2 separate regions of the Homo sapiens genome follow, and region 1 is linked to region 2. A link is a contact called in ENCODE Hi-C or POLR2A ChIA-PET data. All regions are on one chromosome and are shown on one strand. Each heading gives the region's core, a stretch centred on a gene start or an enhancer-like site at or near the end of the contact. The rest is flanking DNA. Distances are from core to core; before and after follow the strand shown.

Region 1 (7,372 bases), core at 408-2,907, 850 kb after region 2:
CTGTCTACTAAAAACACAAAAAAAAATTAGCCGGGCATGGTGGCATGCACCTGTAATCCCAGCTACTCGGGAGGCTGAGGCAGCAGAATCAGAATCACTTGAACCCAGGAGACAGAGGTTGTAGTGAGCCGAGATCACCCCACTACTGCACTTCAGGCTGGTGACAGAGTGAGACTCTATCAAAATAAATAAATAAATAAATAAAACCCTACAGGTTCTAATTAGAGATGACACTATGGGGCTCACTTGATTTACCTGAACTCCTCTGACTTCAGGGAAAAAGCACATATATTAAAAACATGTTATGTTGCTTTAAATGACTATGGAAATACAGCTTAAGCTGAACTAAGTGAACAAGGACAAGACAAGGTATTTGGTCCATAAATGTAATCAGCCCAATCAAAAACGCCTCGTAAATATGTATTTGTAACAAAATGTGTTCTGGAACATTCCAAAACTAAATGATCTCTCAACTACTATATCCATTTATCCTTTACTAACACAAATTATTATGCGATTACAGGATTACAAACAACTTTTTTTTTTTTTTTTTGAGACGGAGTCTCATTGGGTCGCCCAGGCTAGAGTGCACTGGCACAATCTCGGCTCACTGCAACCTCCGCCTCCCGGGTTCAAGCAGTTCTGCCTCAGCCTCCTGAGTAGCTGATTACAGGCGCGTGCCACCATGCCCGACTAATTTTTGTATTTTCAGTAGAGACGGGGTTTCACCATGTTGGTCAGGCTGGTCTCAAACTCCTGACCTTGTGATCCACCCGCCTCGGCCTCCCAAAGTGCTGGGATTACAGGCGTAAGCCACCGCGCCCGGCAAAACAACTATTAAATTCGCAATTAGTGGAGACCCTTCAACTTCAAATACCTTCTCAGAAGCATTCTGAGTTGGTTTCAGCTTCCCTTTTGCCATGAGCATGGCATTAATCTTGGCAGCCACAGCAGCAGCAGCATCCAAGGCTCCTGAAGGAGCAGCTGTGGTGCCCCCAGGACTTCCCCCACTGCTGGTGACCTCCCCACCTGGGGCCGCTGGCGGGAGGAAGAGAAGTGGGGCTGGAGCTGGTTGGTCCCATTTGCTGCGGCGCCTACATGGAGAAAAAGGAAAACATTAGGCCCCAAAGCTTTCGTGTATGTTATTCTTTCCTTACTACGCCTTAGCACCCCATTTTCCCTCTATTATATTCCATTTACACCTCCGAATCACCTTCCAAATCTAAAACTCCCCTCTCCTTAAACAATTATTGCTTATTTAACAAACCCCCACTTTCAACCCTTCCCCAAAATCTTTCGTTTCTACTGTCACCTATATCGAAAGACTCCACTCTATCCTACACGCTCTAGTTTACGCCTTCCCCTTGGCTCGCCCTTCCAAAAGTCCCCGTTTGCCTCCTCCCTCGGATCCCCGCCGGCCCTTTAAGGGCCCCAGGCCTGCTCAAGATCCTTCTCCCCAAACGTCCAGCCCTTTACTTCCCACTTAAGGACCCTTCCACCCTATACGCAGCTTCTCAGGGTCCCTCCGCCTCTCCTGCGCCCCAGTGCTCGCTCCGATGCCCTCGCCCCTGAAGCCGTACCCGCCAGCTCCAGGATGTGTCGCGCTCCCCGCGGACATGGCGACCGCTTCTACTCAACCACCCGCCAACTATCCGACTACCACCTCTCGTCACTTCCGCCCCCAACGTTCTTACGCACAGCCTCTTCCGGTCGTGGGGCCGAGCGGTTCCGGTGAAAATGTCGATTCCGATTGGACTCTCGATGATTTAAAGGCATCTGGCGTTTCTGAGGCAGGTAGGGTGTGATCTTCCGGGTTGCGCCTTAACCTTAAGAAAGATGGCTGCTGTGCCTACTATAAATGCGGAATCGGGGCTAGCTGAATCCATCTTTATCGTGGGCATGTTGTTAGACTAGAAGACAATATGCATGAGTCAGGAGATTAAACAGGTTTCTCCTCAAATTCCGCTACGTTTGTGTTGAGTCCTAGTTTCTGTCTGGGGAGACAGCCTTCCCGCGGCTTTTGCCCGTTTCACGTTTCTGTTACTTAGGAAAAGGAAAAGGATTCGTTGCAAAGATCATTTGGAGAATTTCTCTGTTTGTTTGCTTCATTTCTGTGCACCAAGCAGGGAATATAAAAATAAAAAGATGAATAAGCCGCAGGCCCTGCCATTCTGGTACTCTCAATGTGGCAAGGCAGGTACGCAGGCAAATATGTATGATAGAGTTGTATATTAAGCAAAGGTCGAAGAAGATAAGCTGCTCATCTTGCTGGAGCGTTTAAGAATGGGACGCTAAAAAGCCGGTTGAGTACTGGAGAGGCGATCAAGCATAGGTTATGGAGCACCCTGTTCTGGCATCTGTGTACTTAACGGTTGAGCTGGCTGGAGTGGGAGGCCAGAAGATGAAAGGCCTTGAATGCTATGCTGAGGAGTTTGAGTTGATTCTGTAGGCTAAAGGTTTCTTTTTTTTTTTTTTTTTTTTTTTTGAGACAGTTTCGCTCCGTCACCCAGGCTGAAGTGCAATGACGCGATCTCGGCTAACCACTCTCCGCCTCCCGGGTTCAAACGATTCTCCTGCCTTAGCCTCCCAAGTAGCTGGGATCACAGGTGCCCGCCACCACGCCCAGCTAATTTTTTGTTGTTGTTGTTTTGTATTTTTAGTAGAGACACAGTTTAGCCATGTTGGCCAGCCTGGTCTCAAACTCCTGACCTCAGGTGATCCACCCGCCTCGGCCTCCCGAAGTGGTAGGATTACAGGCGTGAGCCACCGCGCCCTGCCGAGGCTAAAGGTTTCTAACCTTTAGGATGTCTTGGAGCTTCAATGAGTCTCCTGATCCTCCCACCTCAGCCTCTGAAGTAGCTGGGACTACAAGCACGGGCCACCACACCTGGCTTTTTTTTTTTTTTTTTAAGAGACCGGGGTGGTAGGGGGTGCGGGGGTGGGGGGTGTCTTACTATTTTGCCTAGGCTGGTCTCAAACTCCTGGGCTCAACCGATCCTACCACCTCGGCCTCCCCAAAGTGCCCCTTTTCCTCTTCTCCCCAAAACACAATGCTGTTGGGATTCTGATTGAAATTACATTATTTATTATATTTGTCATTTTAAAAAATTTGTGATGTAACTCCTATGCCATAAATTTACCCTTTTTAAAGAGTAAATTTAAGTGCACAATTCAGTGTTTTTTAGTGTGTCCACAAGATTGTGCCACAATCATCATTATCTAATTCCAGATTATTTTCATCACCCCAAAAAGAAACCCCTCACCTGTTAACAGTCACTTCACATTTCTCTTGCCCCGCAAGACATGGGCTACCACTAATCTACTGTTTCTCTGGATTTACCTATTTTACACATTTTATATAAATGGAATTATACAATGTGTGACCTTTTGTATCTGGCTTCTTTCACTTACAGTGTTTTCAAAGTTTATTCATGTTGTAGCATATGTCAGAACTTCATTTTTTTATCACTGAATAAACTTCATTCTTTTTTATCACTGAATTTCTTTTCCATTGGATGTATAGACCACAATTTATCCATTCATCCATTGATTAACATTTGAGTTGTTTCCACCTCTTGGGTATTGTAAGTAGTGCTGCTGTGAACATTCACAAGTATTTAAGTATCTGTTTTTAATTCTTTAGGGTTTACATGTAGAAGCAGAATTGCTAGGTCATATGGACATCTTGTTTAACTTTTGTGGAACTGCCAAACCAACTGGCTACACTATTTTACATGCCCACCAGCAATGTACCAGGGTTCCTATTACTCCACATCATCCCCGACCCTTGATATTTTCAATTTTTTAAAAATCTTTTTTCTTTTTACTTTCCTTAGTCTTTCCTGTGTCGTATCTTTTTTTTTTTTTTTGCCTTGTTAAAGAACCTAGCTTTTAGTTTTATTCATCAATTCCATATTAATTTTTTTTTTTTGAGATGAAGTTTCACTCTTGTTGCCCAGGCTGGAGTGCAGTGGCGTGATCTTGTCTCACTGCAACCTCCACCTCCCGGGTTCAAGTGATTCTCCTGCCTCAGCCACCTGAGTAGCTGGGATTACAGGTGCGTGCCACCACACCCAACTAATTATTTGTATTTTTAGTAGAGATGGGGTTTCACCATGTTGACCAGGCTGGTCTCCAACTCCTGACTTCAGATGATTTGTCGGCCTTGGCCTCCCAAAGTGCTGGGATTACAGGCGTGAGCCACCACACCCAGCCTTCCTTTTGGGAAAATTTATATTGTTTTCCTCCCTTACTTTTTTTTTTTTTTTTTTTTTTTTTTGAGTCTCACTCTGTTGCCCAGGCTGGAGTGCAGTGGCGCGATCTCGGCACACTGCAAGCTCCGCCTCCTGGGTTCACGCCATTCTCCTGCCTCAGCCTCCCAAGTAGCTGGGACTACATACAGGTGCCTGCCACCACGCCCGGCTAATTTTTTGTATTTTTAGTAGAGACAGGGTTTCACTGTGTTAGCCAGGATGGTCTCGATCTCCTGACTTCATGATCCGCCTGCCTCAGCCTCCCAAAGTGCTGGGAATACAGGCATGAGCCACTGCGCCCGGCCCCCCTTATTTTCTTAAGTTAAATGTTTAGTTCACTTATTTATAATTCTTTTTTTTTTTTTTGAGATGGAGTTTCACTCTTGTTGCCCAGGCTCGAGTGCAATGGTGCTATCTCAGCTCTCTGCAACCTTCACCTCCCAGGTTCAAGTGATTCTCCTGCCTCAGCTTCCTGAGTAGCTGGGATTACAGGTGTCTGCCACCATGCCTGGCTAATTTCTGTATTGTTAATAGAGATGGAGTTTCACCATGTTGACCAGGGTGGTCGTGAATTTCTGACCTCAAGTGATCCTCCTGCTTCGGCCTCCCAAAGTGTTGGGATTCCAGGTGTGAGCCCCGTGCCCAGCCTTATAATTCTCATAAAAGTCTTAATTTCACCAATAACATTTCTCTTTTGATGGCCAAGTGAGGTGACTCATGCCTATAATCCCAGCACTTTGGGATTCCGAGGCTGGTGGATCACTTGAGGCCAGGGCAACAGAGTGAGACCCCATCTCCACAAAAAATAAAAATTAGCCAGTGTGGTGGCACTTCTGTAGTCTCAGCTACTCAGGAGGCAGAGGTGGCAGAATCACTTGAATCGAGAAGGTTGAGGCTACAGTGAGACATGATCACACCACTGCACTCCAGCCTGGGTGACAGAGCAAAGAAACATAAAATAATAAAACATTTCTCTATTGATACAACGGAATCTGATTTTCTAAACTCAATTCAATAGCACTTTGTTCTACTGTTAATTGAAAAACTCTCTCTAAAGTGAGATACGTTAGGCTGAGGTCATTTTTCCTTTCTGTTGGGTGCATGGTCAAAAAATTGACATATGAATCAATTATTCTTTCCTAGTGGTCATTTAGGTATTATTAGGTCATTTACTACCAACTCTAAAGCAGTGACACCATGGAGAGCACATAAAATCCATAGAGCTAGGTCCCATAACCTCTCTGTCAGTCTCCTCTCCTTGCTACTCCCCCTGTGTTTCAGTGGCACTTTCTAGCTAAGATTCAGTCCCCTTTTCTCCAGATGGTGGTGCTACATTCCCATACCTGTCTCCAGAGTATCTCCCTCAAACTCATTTAGATCAGCCCAACCTTGGAAAATGCCAAACCGGGTCATGCTCTTTTGGCCTAATATTCTTTCCCACAGCAGTAGGAGTTGTGATGGGAAAAAAAGAAAAGATGGAGGGTGGGCTTTCTCAGTGTCTCCAGTATTCACCACATCACCCCAGGGGTACTACCTCAAGCATTTATTGAATAATTTTTCCAAACAAGGAGATTTCCTGTGAGGGATTCTGATGTCACCTCTAAAAATAGTTTTAGAAATATTTTTCCACTTTCTTACAAGGGGAAATCTATCAAAAAGAATAATGGAGCAGCTATTCAAAAAGAATAATGGAGCAGCTATTCAAAAAGAATTAGAGTGTATAGCCCCATTTCTAGCCCCTATGAGGCCTGGCTATACTTTGTGCCATGTGCTTGGATTGCCATGAGGTTACCCAGTGTTTTTTTGTTTTTTGTGGGTTTTTTTTTTTTTTTGAGACGGGGGTCTCACTCTGTCACCCAGGCTGGAGTGCGGTGGCATGATCACAGCTCACTCCAGCTTTGACCTCCCAGTCTCAGGTGATCCTCCCACATCACAGGTGCCCGCCACCACGCCCAGCTAATTTTTTGTTGTTGTTGTTTTGTATTTTTAGTAGAGTAGCTGGAACCAAGTAGCTGGAACCACAGGCATGAACCACCATGCCTGGCTAATTTTTTGTTATCTTTTGTAGAGATGGGGTTTTGCCATGTTGCCCAGACTGGTCTTGAATTACTGGGCTCAAGCAATCCATTCGCCTCAGCCTCCCAAAGTGTCACCATGACCAGCTGATTTTTTTTTTTTTTTTTTTTTGAGACGGAGTCTCACTCTGTCGCCCAGGCTGGAGTGCAGTGGCACGATCTCGGCTCACTGCAAGCTCCACCTCCCGGGTTCATACCATTCTCCTGCCTCAGCCTCCCGAGTAGCTGGGACTACAGGCACCTGCCACCACACCCGGCTAATTTTTGTATTTTTTTTTTTTAGAGATGGGGTTTCACCATGTTAGCCAGGATGGTCTCGATCTCCTGACATGCCTGTAATCCCAGCACTTTGGGAGGCCAAGGCAGGAGGATCACCTGAGGTCATTTCAAGAATATTTTTGATGCTAGGCGTGGTGGCTTATGGCTGTAATCCCAGCACTTTGGGAGGGTGAGGTGAGAGGGTTGCTTGAGCCCAGGAGTTCAAGACAATCCTGGGCAACATAGGGATACCCCATCTCTCCTAAAAATACAAAAATTAGCCTGTGTGGTAGCACATTCCTGTGGCTGAGGTAGGAGGATCACCTGAGCCTGGGGAGGTCGAGGCACTGAGCCAAGATTGTGCCACTGCACTCCAGCCTGGGTGACAGAGTGAGACCTCTTCTCAACCAAAAAAAAAAGAAAAAAAGAAAAAAAATTTTTTTTTTTTTTTGAGATGGAGTCTCGCTCTGTCGCCCAGGCTGGAGTGCAGTGGTGTGATCTCAGCTCACCAAAATCTCTGCCTCCCGGGTTCAAGTGATTCTCCTGCCTCAGCCTCCCGAGTAGCTGTGATTACAGGCACTCGCCACCACGCGCCACTAATTTTGTATTTTTAGTAGAGACGGGCTTTCCCCATGTTGGTCAGGCTGGTCTTGAACTCCCGACCTCAGGTGATTCGCTCACCTCGGCCTCCCAAAGTGCTGGGATTACAGGCATGAGCCACCTCGTCTGGCCAAGCAGTTATCTTAATTGCCAGATTAGCAGGGTGATTCTGGGTGGGCAGAGGAG
Region 2 (7,220 bases), core at 2,582-5,081:
CTGGGACGGGCGGGGCGCCGAGGCCCAGGGCGCCTGAGGGGCGCAGAGGTGTCAGCGTGCAACCGCCGCCCCCCAGCGTTCCCGCCACCACCGCCACCACCCTCAAAGCCCGGGCGCGCGGACCCCACGCCGCGCACACGTGGTCCGGCCTCGCCTGCTGGAGCGGGCGGCGCGCAGCCTCGGGGGCGCGCGCTAGAGGGAAGAGGAACCCGGGTCTACATTCGTCCTCCACCCCTGTAACTCTGCAGCCCGGCGTCTAAGACCGGGGCTGGGGGTGGAGGATGGCGAGGATTTGACAAGTTCAGGGCCCCCTGGGATCCTTTCCCTACTCCCTGGTCTTGTTGGACACCCTGTTTACCTGCCCTAATTGCCCCGGGCTGGGGGAGAAGTTTGCTCCTTCCCCGCTCCGCCCGCCTGCCCCCTCCGCGGACACTCCGGGTTAAGTGGAGCCAGGCGCGGGCCGGCAGGGCACTGAAAGCGAGAGAGAGGTGTCGGGATGCGCCTCAGAGGCTGTGAGAGCCAGGAGAGACCGAAATAACGGGGTGAGGGGACACCCCCTCCAAATGGGGTGTGTCGGCATTCGCCTTTCTGCAAGAGAGGCGAGAGGCTATAGGGGATGAAGTGGAGCAAGAAGAGAGAACAGTACGAAGGGGCAGGGCACAACCCGGTCCCCAGGTCCCAGCCCACCCCCACCCTTCCGCAGGAGGCGCGGCCCTAGAGGCGGGGTTAGCTGCGGAGCTTCGCGTGGGCCCAGCGGCACCTCTCTCTCCGCACTGCTAGGGAGAAGGAGGGAGGATGACAGATTCAATTAAAGTGCCCAAGCCAAGCAGACACGTTGGGTCTCCAAAGAGTTGTGGCTGGGAATTCCTGGCTCTCACCCCGTTTGTCCCCGTGCCCTCTGTGTACCAACTGGGCCCAGCCACCCCACCGGCAGGTCTTTCTCTCACATGCCCAGCCTTGGGGGGGCATTTCAGGAGCTGTTCCTGCCACCCAGCGCAGGAGTACATAACAGATGGCTTCCCTTCACCTGTGGTCGCCCTGCAACCTTTTTTATAAGGCTAGTCCTGCCCTGTTGAGGAAATGGAATTACCTGTAGGAATACCTTGGGTGTTGGCTTCCTCCCTGCTGGAATGGGGTGTGTTGTAGGGGGAACTGGGCGGTACAGCAGGGAGGGGCTGCTTCAGAGTGGGACTGGAAACATGGGTGAGGCTCAAAGACAGAGATCCCAGTGTGGCTGTGCAGCTGCTCCAGACCTGGCACCCTCACCACTGGAGGCCCCCTCCCCAAGGCCTGAGGGGAGGAACAGACTGTGGGTTGGTGACGGACAGGCAAGCCTAGGATGGCAGTTTGGAGCCAGGCCTGGTCTAACCCGTTTTCCTGCTCCCAGTGCCGCAGGCCGAGGCTCCTGCCCACCTGAGTGCCAGGGCAAGGGAGGGGCCTGAGTGACCCATTAATCCCATGGGAACAGAGTGGGGCTGGTGGCATTCCTGATGACCAAAGGAGGCTGTGCCAATTCTTACTGGGGTACCCAAACATCAGCTCTCTGCCTGCCTCACTGTCAGGCTTGGAATGGGTTGCTGGTGGAGGGGACAGCACAAGCAAAGCCAAGGAAGTGGGGTCAGGGGGGAGGGACCCCCAAGGCCCCACCGTGTGCAGAAGCCTCCACGCTCATTTCTTTAATGGATCTAATTACTGTTTGGGGAACTGGGTGGTGCCTGGTGACATAGGGAGCCAGTCTCTCCCCCCAGGGAGCTCCCAGGGACTAGGGACCCCGTGGTATGACATTTTGCCAAGGACCCCATGCCTTTCTGTGTCCACCACTCTCCTTGCACTGCCAAGATATGTGCATTCTTACGCTAAAGAAATTAGGGAAAACTCCTGCCCCCTCTCCGAGTTTCTTTCTCCATTCAGAGGTTTCTCCATCCCCACACCGCTCACTACTGCCATCGAGGGTGTTAAGACCAACACTTTGATGGTGACTAGCAAGGCAGGTGGGGATTACAAGGGACCCAGCATCTGCTTCTCTGTCCCAAAGAGGGATCAGGGAAATAAGAGGCGCAGCCATCTTGTCTAGGCCCTGTGCCCACTGCTCTGCCCAGCATCATTAAGGGGGGCCGTTGTGCCAGGTTGAGGAAGGAGGTGCACAATGAGACAGAAGTTTGGGCTGGTTGGCATGATGCCATGTGGAGTCTTGGTACTGAGTCCCTTAGCGCCCTCATGTGTTTAAAGTTCCTGGGAGCCTAACTGTCCTTGGCCTCAGGGTGGGGTCTCTGTCACGGGACTCAAGGTACAGAAGCCAGTGATACTGTAGTATGGGGAGGGCAGGGGGAGACCCCCAGATTGGTGGGGTCAACCAATACTGGCATGCGGGCCAGCACACATACAGCCCAGCTTTTCTGTGTGTCTGCTGCCTATGAGTGGGCGGTGGACATATTTGTGCGTGTGCCATAGAACTTATGCATGTATATGCATGAAGCCGCCATACATGCGTCTGTAAGGGCAGGTCCTGTTGGACTGGCCTCCGGGGTGGACTGGCAGCCGCAGGGAAGCATGGTGGGAGAAGCGATGGAGGGTGTGTGCGTCCCTCGGAGGGGATCCCTCCCACGTTCACCCTTGGCTTCCATCCCTCCCATCCCTCCTCCCGGCTGCTGAATTATGGGGGATGGACGGAGGAAATCCGGGCCTGGGTCTGAGAGTCGCTGGGGCCTGCGCCGTTTCTGTGGCAACCAAAGCGTACGTTCCCTTCTTCCCTCCGCCCCTCTCCCTCGCCTCCTTTTCTTTGGAGGCAGGCCGGGCTTCCCTGCGCCTTTGCTACCCTCTGGTGGCCAACAGGAGAAGGACAGACCAAGAAGGAGGGCACGGAAGGAGACTTAGGGGAGCGGCGGCACTAGGGCCCCGGGGGCAGAGACAGGGCTGAGCCGCGAGGAAGCTCGGAGGAAAAGTCGGAAGGCTACGCGGACCCTGGGGAGGGGCTGCGGAGCGGTCAGATGGAAAGCGGCTTTGCTCTGGGGTTTCTTCTCTCTGAGCCGCTTCCTCTTCCCCACAGCCTGCGGCGAGAGGGCTACACCGTGCAGGTGAACGTGAACGACTATCTGGATATTTACTGCCCGCACTACAACAGCTCGGGGGTGGGCCCCGGGGCGGGACCGGGGCCCGGAGGCGGGGCAGAGCAGTACGTGCTGTACATGGTGAGCCGCAACGGCTACCGCACCTGCAACGCCAGCCAGGGCTTCAAGCGCTGGGAGTGCAACCGGCCGCACGCCCCGCACAGCCCCATCAAGTTCTCGGAGAAGTTCCAGCGCTACAGCGCCTTCTCTCTGGGCTACGAGTTCCACGCCGGCCACGAGTACTACTACATCTGTGAGTGACGGCGGCCGGGCGGGCGGGTCTGAACGCGAGAGTCTGAGTGACAGCCGGGGGGTGGAGCCCCTAGGCTCCGGGGCGGGGCCGGCGCGGCGGGCGCCAGGTCTCGCGGCTGAGACCAGGGAGGAGGCGTGGGCACGGGACGCCTGAGGGGTTCAGCTCAGACGAGGTCGTGGGGCCAAGAGAGGAGTTTGGTGACAGTCCCAAGTTTGGGCTGCGGAGAATCGCTGTTTCTGTGAGGGACATTCCGGGGTTGGAACATCAGGGATCCCAGTTTCTTGAGGGGTGGGACCAAAGGGGCGTCTAGGGCCGACGGCAGAGCTAAAGTGACCCGTGTCCAAAGGGTAGGGGAGCTCCTGAAGGAGACCGCCCGACGGGGACAGTTTGGAGGGGGTGAGAAATAGAGCCGTCGAGGGAGGGCACAGGCACACATTGGGCGAAAGTGACTCAGGCCCGGTCTCCTCCCCAGCCACGCCCACTCACAACCTGCACTGGAAGTGTCTGAGGATGAAGGTGTTCGTCTGCTGCGCCTCCAGTGAGTAGAATAGGCTCCGAGCCGCGCCCCCATCCTCAGCTCCCTGCTTTGGGGCTCCCCTGGCTTCCTGGGGGTGGGGGCGGAGGGCACAGGTGAGGGGGGCTTGCTCCCCAGCCGTAGCAAGGGGAGGGAATCCTGGCCCTGACTCTCCCCTCCTCTCTCCCCACCCGCACCCCACCCCGCAGCATCGCACTCCGGGGAGAAGCCGGTCCCCACTCTCCCCCAGTTCACCATGGGCCCCAATGTGAAGATCAACGTGCTGGGTGAGTCTGCGCAGCGCCCTCTGGTGGCCACTGCTGGAACCGCAGCCCCCCGCCCCGGTGCCTGCTCACCTCGCATGCCTTCCCTGGGGGCACTGATACTTCCTACCCTGTGGGTGGTCACGTCCCTGGCTCCATTGCTGCTGCCGCGTGCCCCTGCCCTGGCGCGCAACCCAGCCCTCACCAGTCTGTCTGTTCCTCTGTCCACAGAAGACTTTGAGGGAGAGAACCCTCAGGTGCCCAAGCTTGAGAAGAGCATCAGCGGGACCAGCCCCAAACGGGAACACCTGCCCCTGGCCGTGGGCATCGCCTTCTTCCTCATGACGTTCTTGGCCTCCTAGCTCTGCCCCCTCCCCTGGGGGGGGAGAGATGGGGCGGGGCTTGGAAGGAGCAGGGAGCCTTTGGCCTCTCCAAGGGAAGCCTAGTGGGCCTAGACCCCTCCTCCCATGGCTAGAAGTGGGGCCTGCACCATACATCTGTGTCCGCCCCCTCTACCCCTTCCCCCCACGTAGGGCACTGTAGTGGACCAAGCACGGGGACAGCCATGGGTCCCGGGCGGCCTTGTGGCTCTGGTAATGTTTGGTACCAAACTTGGGGGCCAAAAAGGGCAGTGCTCAGGACTCCCTGGCCCCTGGTACCTTTCCCTGACTCCTGGTGCCCTCTCCCTTTGTCCCCCCAGAGAGACATATGCCCCCAGAGAGAGCAAATCGAAGCGTGGGAGGCACCCCCATTGCTCTCCTCCAGGGGCAGAACATGGGGAGGGGACTAGATGGGCAAGGGGCAGCACTGCCTGCTGCTTCCTTCCCCTGTTTACAGCAATAAGCACGTCCTCCTCCCCCACTCCCACTTCCAGGATTGTGGTTTGGATTGAAACCAAGTTTACAAGTAGACACCCCTGGGGGGGCGGGCAGTGGACAAGGATGGCAAGGGGTGGGCATTGGGGTGCCAGGCAGGCATGTACAGACTCTATATCTCTATATATAATGTACAGACAGACAGAGTCCCTTCCCTCTTTAACCCCCTGACCTTTCTTGACTTCCCCTTCAGCTTCAGACCCCTTCCCCACCAGGCTAGGCCCCCCACACCTGGGGGACCCCCTGGCCCCTCTTTTGTCTTCTGTGAAGACAGGACCTATGCAACGCACAGACACTTTTGGAGACCGTAAAACAACAACGCCCCCTCCCTTCCAGCCCTGAGCCGGGAACCATCTCCCAGGACCTTGCCCTGCTCACCCTATGTGGTCCCACCTATCCTCCTGGGCCTTTTTCAAGTGCTTTGGCTGTGACTTTCATACTCTGCTCTTAGTCTAAAAAAAATAAACTGGAGATAAAAATAACTGAGTGTGTGTGATTTCAAGGGGCCATCACCCTTCTGTTACACTGGTTAAACCTCACAGGGCACAGGGCCTGAGTAGGAGAGGGAATTCTGGGGCCAAAGAGTCACAACGAGGTGTTCAAATCTTGTTCTGGGGCTCATCTTCATTACAAAGGCAGCGCTGCTTGGAAAGAGCAAGAGGGGCCTCCAGGCAGGGCCTGGTTGACTTTGGGCAAATCACTCAACCTCTCTGATTCTCAGGTATCCCACCAGAAAAACTGGTTGTGGTATCTCTCTCTTAGGGTTGGTGTAGGGATTAAATGACGCAGGGAGTTAAAGGCTCCATCAATTATGGTTTCCACCTTTTCTTCCCCTTCCATGCTGTAATTGAGGTTCTTGACTGGAGTCTATGGATTTCAGGGGATTTGAGAACCTAGACAGAAAAAAAACTATCTTTATTTTCACTTGCCTATAACTAAAATTTAACATTCTCTTGTGTGCTTGGGCAGCAAGCCATAATAGTATTAATAGTACCTGTGACTTTGTAACCAGAAATCACACGTTTTCAGGCTGCATTATAGTTGTTGAAGATATCTCAAAATACAATTTACACTCATCAGTACTTTGAAATGATCATAGTTGTTAGGCCTTCCTCATTTTTAATGTGTTAATAAGAAAGCATATATATTACTATATCAAGAAATGTAAATGTTTTGATAACTCTTTCAATATAATTAGCTTTCTTTATAACCCTTTGTAATTTTACTCATTTCAAACATTATGCCCAAGGTGCTGGGAGTTTGCTGGGGCTGGGGCTGCTCATAACTACACCACCCTGCATCGCTCGGGAGGGCAGAGAGGACAGAAGGGCAAAAGACAGGATAATGGCCGCTTCCCAGGGGCCCCAGAGAAGGTCAGGGTTTACAGACCAGCACAGCATAAGGGAGTGCGGATAGGGGCTGAAATGTACCTGCAACTTCACTTGCTGAGCCAAGTGCCTGGCCCAGGGAGGGGACACCTTATTGCCAAGCTGTGCACCCATGGGACTCCATCCCACCCAGGCTCTCTAATTGGCACTGTGTGAGCAGGCCAGATCCTGTGTGCCCCTGTGGCTCTTGCCGGCTGCTTTGTGAGAATGAGCCCTTGGTGGTAAGGACTGTGTTTTCTGCTCCTCTCTACCCATAAAACATGGAAAATGGAATCTGAGCTAGACTCTGCAGAGTGGGTGGGTTTCCCAATAGCGGAACAGGGAAGAGTGTGGGGTGGGAGAGCAGGTGGGGAAAGAACTGGGGGCAGCCACTAGACCAGTCTGAGACTCCCTACAGACTGATAAGACAGAAAAGGTGGGCCTATCCATCCAATCGTCCATGCATTCAATCCACATTTATCGAGCACCTGCCGAGTGCCAGGCTCTATCCTGGGTATTGGAGACACAAGATATAGTCTCTACCCCAAAATAAGCTCATACTTTAGTATGTGTTGATGTATGAGCAGAAATTGGTAACACACACATACATAACTGACAACATAACCAGCTCTTTCGTGGGTAAATGCCTGGGAGCTGTGGGAATGCCAAGAAAAAGCACACACTTGCCTAGGGACAGAGGAAAGAGGCTTCAGACAGGAGGAGATACACAGAGCGGGGTCGGGTACTGTTGGGGAGAATCTCGAGGACCCATAGTAGTGGGCCTGGGCTGCAGGCTTGCTTCAATTCCCCGGGCCAGGCAGGATAGGGGCTGGCCAGATGG

The links. A loop is a pair of places that touch in the nucleus more often than their neighbours do. ChIA-PET counts read pairs that join two places held with the same protein, here RNA polymerase II (POLR2A). Pooled maps may share reads with other maps.
Region 1: a loop to region 2 is called in a pooled map, with 6 times the contacts of the local background. The contact joins the promoter of KHDC4 here to the enhancer-like site in region 2. A Hi-C loop is called at or near these places in 5 of 50 pooled maps. POLR2A ChIA-PET finds 5 or more read pairs at or near these places in 3 of 52 experiments (K562, WTC11 and activated CD8-positive, alpha-beta memory T cell).

Annotation. Positions count from the first base shown.
Region 1 is chr1:155,932,756-155,940,127 of GRCh38, forward strand. It overlaps KHDC4 (KH domain containing 4, pre-mRNA splicing factor), which reads right to left and starts at 1,658. Exons shown (of 14, transcript NM_014949.4): 1 at 1,581-1,658; 2 at 878-1,094. The coding sequence starts at 1,618. It overlaps LOC107985207 (a long non-coding RNA gene), which reads left to right and starts at 1,713. Exons shown (of 2, transcript XR_001738244.2): 1 at 1,713-1,794; 2 at 2,493-3,500. RefSeq lists enhancers at 1,164-2,363, 1,219-1,785, 1,325-1,634, 1,735-1,894.
Region 2 is chr1:155,082,045-155,089,264 of GRCh38, forward strand. EFNA4-EFNA3 (EFNA4-EFNA3 readthrough) reads left to right here. Exons shown (of 5, transcript NM_001407761.1): 2 at 3,047-3,360; 3 at 3,833-3,898; 4 at 4,084-4,161; 5 at 4,369-5,494. The coding sequence ends at 4,499. It overlaps EFNA3 (ephrin A3), which reads left to right. Exons shown (of 5, transcript NM_004952.5): 2 at 3,047-3,360; 3 at 3,833-3,898; 4 at 4,084-4,161; 5 at 4,369-5,494. The coding sequence ends at 4,499. Among named protein-coding and RNA genes, the nearest start is that of EFNA3, 6.8 kb to the left of the region's middle. RefSeq lists an enhancer at 2,267-2,566 and silencers at 3,067-3,166, 3,367-3,566, 3,764-3,932, 3,917-3,966. Within about 2 kb of position 3,832, at least 40 of the 41 ENCODE cell types and tissues checked have a DNase peak (open chromatin) inside an H3K27ac peak, as active enhancers do.